Regions from separate parts of the Homo sapiens genome. Here region 1 is linked to region 2. A link is an interaction called in ENCODE POLR2A ChIA-PET data of the cell type or tissue named here. Cell type or tissue: Panc1. All regions are shown on one strand. Each heading gives the region's core, and the rest is flanking DNA. Links, peaks and the distances in the headings are about the cores only.

Evidence for each region. ChIA-PET counts read pairs that join two places held together with the same protein. Peaks named below come from ENCODE experiments on the same cell type or tissue, not always from the same donor. Only the 100,000 strongest peaks of a DNase experiment are listed, where the experiment ranks them.
Region 1: POLR2A ChIA-PET joins it to region 2 with 12 read pairs; 1 of 35 experiments calls an interaction of 5 or more read pairs at or near these places.

Annotation. Positions count from the first base shown.
Region 1 is chr4:124,629,624-124,635,016 of GRCh38, forward strand. No RefSeq gene overlaps it. Among named protein-coding and RNA genes, the nearest start is that of LINC02516, 74 kb to the left of the region's middle. RefSeq lists a silencer at 2,311-2,390. In Panc1, for the core only: no CTCF peak of the experiment used is centred there; a DNase peak (open chromatin) is centred at 2,328.
Region 2 is chr4:123,753,015-123,758,407 of GRCh38, forward strand. All of the region lies in intron 3 of LINC01091 (long intergenic non-protein coding RNA 1091), which reads left to right. Among named protein-coding and RNA genes, the nearest start is that of LINC01091, 110 kb to the left of the region's middle. In Panc1, for the core only: no CTCF peak of the experiment used is centred there; no DNase peak of the experiment used is centred there; H3K27ac peaks cover 422 bases.

The DNA of each region.
Region 1 (5,393 bases), core at 154-5,153, 880 kb after region 2:
ACCTCAGTTTTTGAAAACCCAGGATCTTTTGCAGTCTATATTTGTGGCAAGGGCTATATTGCCTGGTTGTACTAAAAACACATAAAAATCAAGAAAATATTCAAAACGTTAAGCAGATAATATTTTTTCTCACATAAAACTATTTTTGCATGTCTTCATAGGTATATAATTGTTCATGCATATACTTATTTTTATCAGGTGTTGCCTAGCAGCAAATAAACCCCTGGGTATCTAAATTAGAGCACAGAAGTAACTGAGCAAGCCTGGGGGATAGTGGAATTTCATTTTCAACATAATTAGCTCTGTAATTGTAAGGCCCAGCTTAGTAGATGTATTTGGAAATGTAATTAATTATGATTGATTTAAACACTGTTTAAAATGCATATTTTTTATGTTCTAAAAGCTGAATTATGTAGGGAAAGATTCAATTTTGAAATTAGTAGTGTTTATAAACACTATAGTTTTTTAAAAGTTAATGTAATAAAGTTAGCTACAATTGCCTAAATGTAATTTTTAGATGAAAACATTATACAGCATAAATTAGTATAAATTACAAGAAATTTAAAAATCTGTTTTATGTCAAATCAACTAATAATAGAAACATTACTACTTAAATAATCAAAATATTTTTAGAACAACACATTCTAATAATATTTATAGTCCAAGGAATATGAAAAAACTATAAATCTATCTCTAGAGCTATTTTTAAAAATTATTTTTATGGTAGTTAAAAACACAGAACATAAAATTTACCATATTAAGGATTTCTAAATATACAGTCCAGTAGTGTTAAGTATATGCACATTGTTGTGCAACTAATCTCAGGAAGCTTTTATCCTGTAGAACCTAAACTCTGTACCCACTAAACAAAAACTCCCCATTCTCTTCTCCCAGTCCCTGTCAAACACCAATTTTACTTTCTATTTCTATGAATCTAACTATTCTAGATACCGCATATAAATGAAATTGTAAAGTTTTTGTCTTTTTGTGACTAGCTTATTTCACTTAGCGTATTGCCCTCAAGGTTCATCCATGTTGTAGCGTGTATCAGAATTTTCTTCTTTTTTAAGTCTGAATAATATTCTCTTGTTTGTATTCACCACATTTTATGTATCCATTCATCCATCAATAGACACTTGATTGATTCCACTTTTAGCTATTGTAAATAGTCCTGATATGAATTTGGGTGTGCAAATATCTCTTTGAGATCCTGCTTTCAATTCTTTTGGATATATATCCAGAAGTAAAATTGTTAATCATATGGTAATTCTAGTTTTAATCTTCTGAGAAACTGCCATACTGTTTTCCATAGCAGCTGTACCGTCTTACATTCCTACCAAAAATGCACAAGGGTTCCAATTTCTCCATATCCTTGCCAACATTTATTTTCTGTTTTTTTCTGATTGTCTTGTTTTGTTTTCTTTTGTTTGGTGGTAGCCGTTCTAATAGGTGTGAGGTGATACTTCATTGTGGTTTTGATTTGCATTTCCCTAATGATTAGCAATGTTGAGCATCTTTTTATGTATTTGTTGGCCAGTTGTATATAATCTTTGGAGAACTGTCGACTCAGATTCTTTGTCTAGAGACAGGTATTTTGACAAAAGGAATGCTAAAAAGGAATCCTAAATGAATTTCTTTTAAAAATCCTGAAATAACTTATTTTTCTTCTAAGGAGATACACAGAAGGGTTTTGTTCGTTTTTTTATGGTATTGTTTTATTGTATTACCTAAGTGTCCTAAGAAGAGCATAAAGAGCAGGTGTTGGCTCTACTAAATGCTTGAAAGAACTGGAGTTCAAAAAAATTAAAAGACTTCTTTGATATATTGTCACAGAATAAAAATTAGAGACATGAAGACAGAATGATAATTAGAGACAAAATATCTGTCTCTAGACAAAGGACCTGAATAGACATTTAGGTCTAAATATATTCACTGAATTTTCTAAACAAAAGACAGAATAAATTCTTTAAAAAAAAAAAGTCAGGGTTCATAAAGTTCCATATCAGAATAGAAGTAATTTGCAAAATAGTACTCAAAAAATTTTGTTTTGCTTTGCCTTTTGTTTGTCTTAAGGCCTAATGGGTTAAAAAGAGAAAAGAAAAAGAATAGTGCATTTTTCTTTCAATTAAATTTGCTGAGAGTAAAGCCTGTCCTAGAGTTGAGGAAATGAGGGAATTCTGACTTCCTCAGCCGGGAATGGCTTACAGAGGTGAGTAGGCAGAAAGTAGTGATACTATAGTCTGGAATACTTTTGAAACTTGGCAGAGGGCCCCACTAACCCTGAGGCTGTGTTTCTTTGAAGACCAGCAGAAGCTGAAGGAAGTCATGAGTCATCACAGTCTCAAGGCTTGAATGGCTCATTGGCCTTAACTCTTTCTGCAGAGTAATCTCTATGTTGCTCTTTATCTCATCAGCCTGATAATTTCCTAGGCTTTTGTCACAGTCACTTGAACAAGATACTGCCTTATCCTTCTCCATTTACCAGAAAAATTAGTCCAAATCCTCCTCTGCCCTCAGTTTCCCTTGCCAAGGTTTCTCAATTCAAGCACAACTAATCATTTATCTCTCCCATTCTAAGGTGTATTGACTTCCTCCAGTTTTGTTTTACCCTTTTCCTGGGAACTGCACCCCTTTTGCATTAGGATGCTGTTCTCCTCTTCCCCTAAGACCTTGAAGTTCTAACAGGAACTGACAATAACACTTTACCTGCCTTGATAGAGTTGACTTATTCAAGGGTGGGCCAATCTAGATACTCCCCTTTGAAGACTGAAAAGACTGAAAATCCCTCTGTAGTGGTAATATTATGAGATTTGAAGACCCTAACCTATGAAAGAAGCTGCTCTTCAATAAAACAATAACCTTACATCTAGAGAGAACAAAAGAGAGACAGTCAGGAGGATGTCCAGTTCCCGGCCTCAGCTGCCCCTCAGGCTAAGCTGCATTCTGTTGTTCTATGGTTAGGCAATCCAGCCTTTCCATAAAGTCCCCTGTCTTGGGAATAATTTGAATGGATTTCTGTCATGTGCAAACGGAAGACTCATTATTAATATATTTATTTCCTTCGGCCATTGAATAACCCTCCTTTTATGCGATCTTAGATCTGGCCTGGTGGGGCCTTTGCTTCTCTTTGGCTGGTTAGCATGACCTTTTGATGAGGCTTTACTGAAACCATCTGAAGCAAATACATTACTGTTGTCCTACAGAAATGCTTCGTAGGAGGCAGGGTTTCAAAGTTATTTCAAGACTGAATAACATTTTTTTCCAGAGATATTTTTAACTAAACTGGACCTGTATCATCCAGCTTAAAATGTTTAATACCTATATGTACTCACATATTCTGATGAAGGATCTACCATATCAACCTGTTCTCTCAGCCAAAAAGCAAGTTTATTTTAGATTCTGTATAAATGGGCCTGTCTCTCCTCTTCTTCCAGGCCCTGCAGAGTTGATTTGAATTTAGAGTCTCCAACAAAAAGAACTTATATTCAGATTAGCTTGGGGCATTAAGGATAAAGATAAGAGAGCAGTCTTAATGTGGTGCTTTCAGCACTATAGGATTGCAGTGGGTTTGGGCACAAGAGCCATTTTGGCTTCATTATTAATTTTAGGGTGAACACATATCTATGAGTGGCAGAACAGAGTACAGCAGAGTTCTGTAAATAAGTAATATACAAAAGTAAACTAGAATGTGGAGTTTGTAATAAATCTACAATCAGGTACTTTCAGGAGCTCATTTTACAGACCATAACCTGACTGCCCAGCCCATGACCTGATTCTGATGTAAGGAGATACTCAAATATTCCGTGAGAAATACAGCTCTGTACATGTTAGAAAACCCTTTGTGTTCTTTGCTCCCATTAAGGATAATCCAAAACAGACTGAGAAAAAAACCAGGGAAACACCTCTAGTCATGAACTAATCATTACTTTACACCTCAGTGTGGTCATACCTGCTTTAGGCAAATATCCATGAGAATTCTAAATGTTTTGATTGCTCAATAACCATTGGCAAAAGCAAGGGGGTCTCTTGAGCCGCCATAGCAGGCCCTCCCAAGTGTGAATTACCAAAACCTGCTTGTTTGCCAGCAGCTGCTATCTTCTGATCTCCAAAGCTACATTTGCTTGGAGCTCAGCCTTTGTTTAGATGAATTAAATTGCTCTAGGCGAAATGCATGTTTCTCCCTTTACTGTACTTTTCTCTCTTACTTCTCTGCAATGTATTTACTTTAAAGAGAAACATATGGACATGAAAAAGCATGTTTGGGGGATTAGAAACAAAGCTTTATGGTTCTAGAAATTAAACTTTCATGTCACTCTTCTATTCATGAATGAGAAATGATACTGGAACCTTCTTTTGGGGGAATACATGTTCTCGAAACACATGTGTCAGTTACCAATGAAAACATATACTGTCCCATAGTAAAGGAGATGCATGGCTATTTTGGAAAAAAAGAGTAGGTTTAAAGATCTTGACTGTTACTATTCCGACTTATTTTCTTCAGGGAACATTGGCCTTTTTCAGGCACATTAAAATTAGGGTTTTGAAAATGTTTGTGGTGCATTGTGTCGTATGAAGAGTGGGCTTGGACCTCAAGCTTAACCTGGAAGAAAATATAGCGGTGACAGGTAAACTGTAGGAATCCAAATGATGAATTGTAGTTCTCCAAAAGGCCAATAAAATACTGAATTATAGAACAAAAATAGAACTCTGGAAACACAAAACCATATTGCCATAGTCCAGTGTCATAGGGAGGCAAATCTGAACAAGATACAGATTATCAAATACCATCATTAATCAATTATATTCACTTTTAATATTTGAATATAATTTTTAAGTTTTCTCTCCTCATTGTAGCCTTCTTGTTTTCTTCTTTGTAAATGTTTGAGATTTCATGTCTCCTGGGTATTGAGAAGATGCTGGAATTTATGACTATTCAAATTTACTTTTGAACATTTTTATTTTATTAAAATCTAGAAATAATTTTCAATCAATTTTCCAGTATTAACAATCACCAGTATTTAAAATCTAGATATAGCATCTCTCATTTTACGCTTGGGAAGATATTTCACATAATCATATGAACGGCTGGAAGAATAGGAATCATTATTTCTCTTTTACAGATGAATAGAACAGTAGCCAGGAAGGAATGTGGAACGAAGAACAGCAAAGTGTAGATTACTTTCTAGGTCTCCTGGGTGCTAACTCAGTGATCTTTCTAATACATCACATGCTATTTTTTAAAAAATGTCTCCAAAGTTTAATTACGAAAGAATGGCCCCTACAGAAACCTATGAAATTAAATTTTTCTTTGTTTTGCTCTTGTACATGTACTGCAAAAATTAACAATGATGCAAAGATAATTTGCCAGGAATAAACCACACATGTAGGTGTGG
Region 2 (5,393 bases), core at 101-5,100:
CTCCTGGGAGAGAACTTTTTGAAGCGTGTACTTGGTGTAATCTAGACTTCACCCAATGCTCCCTTTCCTTTTGTTGATATTGCTTTGCATCTGTTTGTAGCTCTAAATCATATTCATGAATATAACCATATGCTGGGTCCTTTGGGTCCACCTAGCAAATCATCAAACCGAAAGATGCTCTTGGGGACCTTAGATAGAAATATCATTTACTGTGATAGTAGGAAACATAAAAAACTGGAAACAAGTATGATAAAAGATATACAATATCATTACATCTAAAACTTTAAAATATTATTGAGAACAATTAAAGAAGACCTAAGTAAATACTGTGTTCATGGATTGGAAGATTCAATACTGCTAATATCTCAATTCTTTCTAAATTAATTGATAAAGTCAATGGAATAAAAATAATAATTCCAGCAGATTTTTAAAGGAAGTTAAATTTGATAAGCTGATTCTAAAATTTACGTGAAAAGACAAAGGGCTAAGAATAACCAGGACAAACTTGAAGCAGAATAAAGCTACCTAATGTCAAGATTTATTTTAAAGATATAGTAAGTAATTGAGAGAATATGACATTGGCATAAGAGTGGACAAACTGACCATTGGAACAAGATAGGAAGTCCAGAGACACACCTACACATATATGTTCAAATGGCTTATGATAGAAGTATAGAGGGGAAAGGATTATCTGTTTAGTAAATAGTGCTGCATTTATCAGATAGCCACATGGCAAAAAACATATCATGTACACAAAAGTCAATTCCAGATGGACTGTAGATCTAAATGTGAAAGACAAAATTATAAAACATTTAGAATAAACATAGATGAACATCTTTCTGACTTCGGAGTAGGCAAACTTGTTAAAATAGGAATCAAATACCCTCACATGCAAGAAAATAGTGATACAATAGAGTAAATAAAAGCAGGACCTTCTGTTTCTCAAAAGACTGAATTATAGAGTGGAAAAAGTACTTGCAGTACACATATCTAACAAAGGACTTATCTCCATAATATGTTAGCAAATTTCACAATTATTAAGAAAAATCAACAACAGCCCAATAGGAGAGTGGGCAAAAACTTCACAAAAGAGACAATCAAGTGTATAATAAACATATGAAAAGGTGCTCAATTGTATTAAACTTAAACAATTCTGTAAACTAAAACCACAGTGGGATACCACCAACATGGCTACATAAAAATGATGGAAACTATCAAGTATTGGTGAGGGAACTGGCCCTCTTATACAGGACAGATCAAAGGGAAAATTTGTTACAAACTGGTTTAGCAGTATCTACTAAAGGGGAGCATATGCATATCCTATAACTAGGTAATTCTCCTCTTAGGTATATACCCAGCAAAAATTCATTCATATGAGCAAAAGATATGTGCTAGGATATCACTGCAGTCCATTGATAATAGCCAAAAAATTGGAAAATAAGCAGTATTCATCAACAGTAGAATGGATAAGTAAATTGTACCGTCTTCAAAAAATGGGTTAGTATATAACAATAACAGTGAATGGTCTACAATACATGCAGCAATGTAAGTGAGTCTCATAATGCTGAATGAAGAAACCTACAGAAGACTACATACTGGATAGTTCCTTTTATAAAGTAGGAAAAAGGTAAAATCAATCTACCATGTTAGAAGTCAGGCTCATAGTACCTTAGGATGAACAGTCATGGGGAAGAGAGTGCAGGAGTGGTAGAGATTTTTGTGATACTGGGGAGGTTTGAGGGCTACTTTACAGGTTGTGTTTAGTTTCGAAAAATTCAGCAAGCTGTACACATATGATATAGAAACTTTTCTTTCAATGTGTTTTTTTTTTTTATCAAAAAGCTAAAAAGACAGTATTGGTGGTTTTAAAGTGCTCTGTTTTGGTTTCAGAATTCTGATGTAGTCATTTGATTAAACTGTTTGTTTAAGGATTGTGTTTGAGGAATTTTATCACTTATCATTAAACTATTAGTCTCACGGTGAAAATCTGATATAATACAGCGGAGATATGTCCCAAGTGCTTCAGGAGGACCGAGAATGAAATGGCTAATGTGCGGAAGTGGGAGTAGGAATTCGGGGAGAGCTTCATGGAGAGTATGATGTTTAAGGAGAGCTTTGAGAAGAAGGAATTGGAATAAGCCAGTGCCTTTTCTACTTTGTCCTTTGATATCATTACGTTTTAACTTTGGCTGCACATTAAAATAACCTGTGCAGCTTTAATACATTGAAGCTAGAAATCCATCTTCATTCAGAAATTCTGATTTAATTGATCTGCAGCTGGGAGCTGGGCAGCCGTAATTTTTCATAGTTTTCAAGTCATTTTGATGTGCAACCAGGGCTGCGAATTACTGATTTAGGCAGACAGTGAGAAAGTCAGTCAAGGAGTAGAAAGGAGTGCAGGACAGTGGCTGGAAACTGTAAATGACTTAGAAAGGCTGCATCACAGGAAGTTAGCAAGGCAGGTTAGGAAGGGTCTGAATGGAGAGCCAATCTAAGGAGTATGGCTCTTCAGTAGGCAAAGGGAAGACAGTGGAGTATTGTAGGCTGATGGCTGAAAGGATCAGATTTTCAATGAGCTCTTTAGAAAGATCACACTGGCTGGAGTCTGAAGAATGAACTGGAAGGAACAAGACTGCTGGAAAGAAAATCAGACTTTAATTAGCTGCCTTTACACTTTTTTTTTTTTTTTTAAACAGTCAGGGGCTTGCTCTGCCACCCAGGCTGGAGTGTAGTGGTGCAATCCTAGCTCACTGCACTCTCGAACTCTTGGGCTCCAAGGACCCTGTCAGCTCAGCCTCTGTAGTAGCTGGGACTGCAGGCACCCAGCATGGTGCTTGGCTAGTTAAAATTTTTTTTGTTGTTAAAATAGAGATGGGGTATCGCTTTATTGCCCAGGCTGGTCTCAAACTCCTGGCTTCAAGTGATTCTCCCAACTTGGCTTCCCACAGTGTTGGGATTACAGGTGTGAGCCACTGCATCTGGCCCTTAATGCTATTTTACAAGTTTCTGGGTCCTTATAATTGTTCCTAGTTATAAATCCATTTCCTTTCCTTTGGTGAACATGCACGTCCCTCACCCAGGAATGCTCTTGCCTGCCCTTTTAGACTGCTTGCTTGTCTTCTAATCTTAGCTTAAACATCATCTTCTTTGGAAAACCTTTCTTACCCCTTCTAAGAAAAACTTTTCAACACATAGAAATAAGGCAAAACAGAGGTGATATCAATGGCATTATTTGTCTGTATCATTCATGGATTATTTACTTCTTTAGAAGATCGCACTTGTGTTAATTTTGTTATTTACTAGTTGATTAAAGTTTAGACATCATGAAGTTACATGGTAACTGTGTAGTATAAATGATAACCCAAATATTATAATTTTATTGCTTTCTGGGACATTAATCAGTTTCGTATCTAACTAATAATCCTATTCTGAATTCATCTTTTAGAGATGTCCATGAATTCCCAATTCTTCAAATGACCTTGGAGCCAGCTTTATCTCTTACTGGTTCCCTCATTAATGAGCTAAATAAGACTTTGACACCAATTCACATGATTATATGAGAATCTTGGTTTAGCTTTTTGAAAATTTTACTTTGTCATCCTCTAAGATTGAGTTAGGTCTTGTTTCCCACAGACTGTTCGGCCCCATTATAGCTTGAACTTACTGCCTTCAGGCACCAGGGCCATTTTGACCACTCCTAACCCTCTTGACCCACCTTTGTTTCTCAGGGTACCAGGTTGTAGAATCATGTATGTTTTAAAATTAAAAAAAAAACATTAAAATATCCACTTTTTTGAAGTCTAGGACAGTAACCTGAATATGCCTTATGTTTCTTTCCCAGGATTTTATGAACACTAAAGGTGACAAGGTTTCTCTTTAACTTTGCATAACAGTTTTCATCATTGATTAGAATTTTGTCAAGGGTAATGATTGTTTTAGTTGACGCTCAACTCTATAAATTTAACATAAGAACTGGCTTTCAAAAAATTTATAATTGACAAGTGCATTGTTAAACTCTCTACTGATTAAGTTTCTTTATGAATAAAACTTGGATGTGATTCATCTTGATAACACATAAATATTTCAGCTAAAAAAAATCACACATGCTTATTAGAAAAGGGGATGGAGGGGAAAAAAAGAGTCAACCATAATTTTTTTTTTTTTAACCTAAAGGAAACCATTGGCCAAAATTTAATTGTTATTTTGGAGATTTTTTTCTATGTATAATTTTTCAAAAAGTAGTTGTAATATTTCAAATAGTTGTAATATTTCATAATATTTCATTTTATTATTTATTTATTTTTTCTGGGATGGAGTCTCATTCTGTCACTCAAGCTGGAGTGGAGTGGCACGATCTCGGCTCACTGCAACCTTCGCCTCTTGGGTTCAAGTGATTCTCCTGCCTCAGGCTCCCGAGTGGCTGGGATTACAAGCATCCTCCACCACACCTGGCTAATTTTGTGTACTTTTTTTTAGTGGAGCTGGAATTTCACCATGTTGGCTAGGCTGGTCTTGAACTCCTAACCTGAGGTGATCCACCATCTTGGCCTCGCAAAATGCTGGGATTATAGGAGTGAGCCACAGCCTACATCATACATTTTAAAACTTAATTTTGCATTATGTCCCTTTTCCATATTATTATACTCTTATAGATACATTTTTTAAATAGCAAAATTCATAACTCTCAAGTAAATTAAACAAGGTTCTTAATTATTGCTCTTTCTTGAATTTGTTTGATTTTAGTCACTTATAAAACTAGCATATTGTCATTCAAAAGCACAGTGAAAAATTCCTTCAATTTGTATGAAATATTTAATGGCTGAAGTGTAAATTCTGTGCCACTAATAAAAATTAGAAATTTTGGGTATCTTCTGCAATATTCCACTACTGTGATGTTCTTCTTATCATTCTGGGTGAGTAGGTTGACTCCTTCCTTTCAGATGGTCTCAGGCACTGCAGGGGTCAAGGAAGAGTTATAACCAATATAATTTAGAGGGGATGAAAGTTATGTCACATTTCTTTCTCCTATTCTGTGTGTTTCTTTATTCTTGAAGTATTAATTCCCAGATTCATTATTATTCTTGTCTTAACTGTCACCAGGGTCAAGATTAAGGTCAGGCCAGAGAGGTGCCCAGGGTGCAAAATAATAAGGAAAGACTCACTCCCAGGGTCGCACAAGTGCAGGGTCAATACCTCAGAGTGAGTGTCTCCTCAAATTTTGCTTACAAGTTATCTGACTTTCCTCAACCTAGTCCTAGCCAATATCTACTCTATTCAGAGAGATGACATTCCTGGAAAATAAGGCATGATGTTAGTTTGAACTTATCGTAAGTAATTATCCATCTGAATTCTACACTTTTGCTCCTCTAAGTGTGGAGTGTGGATCAGCAGTA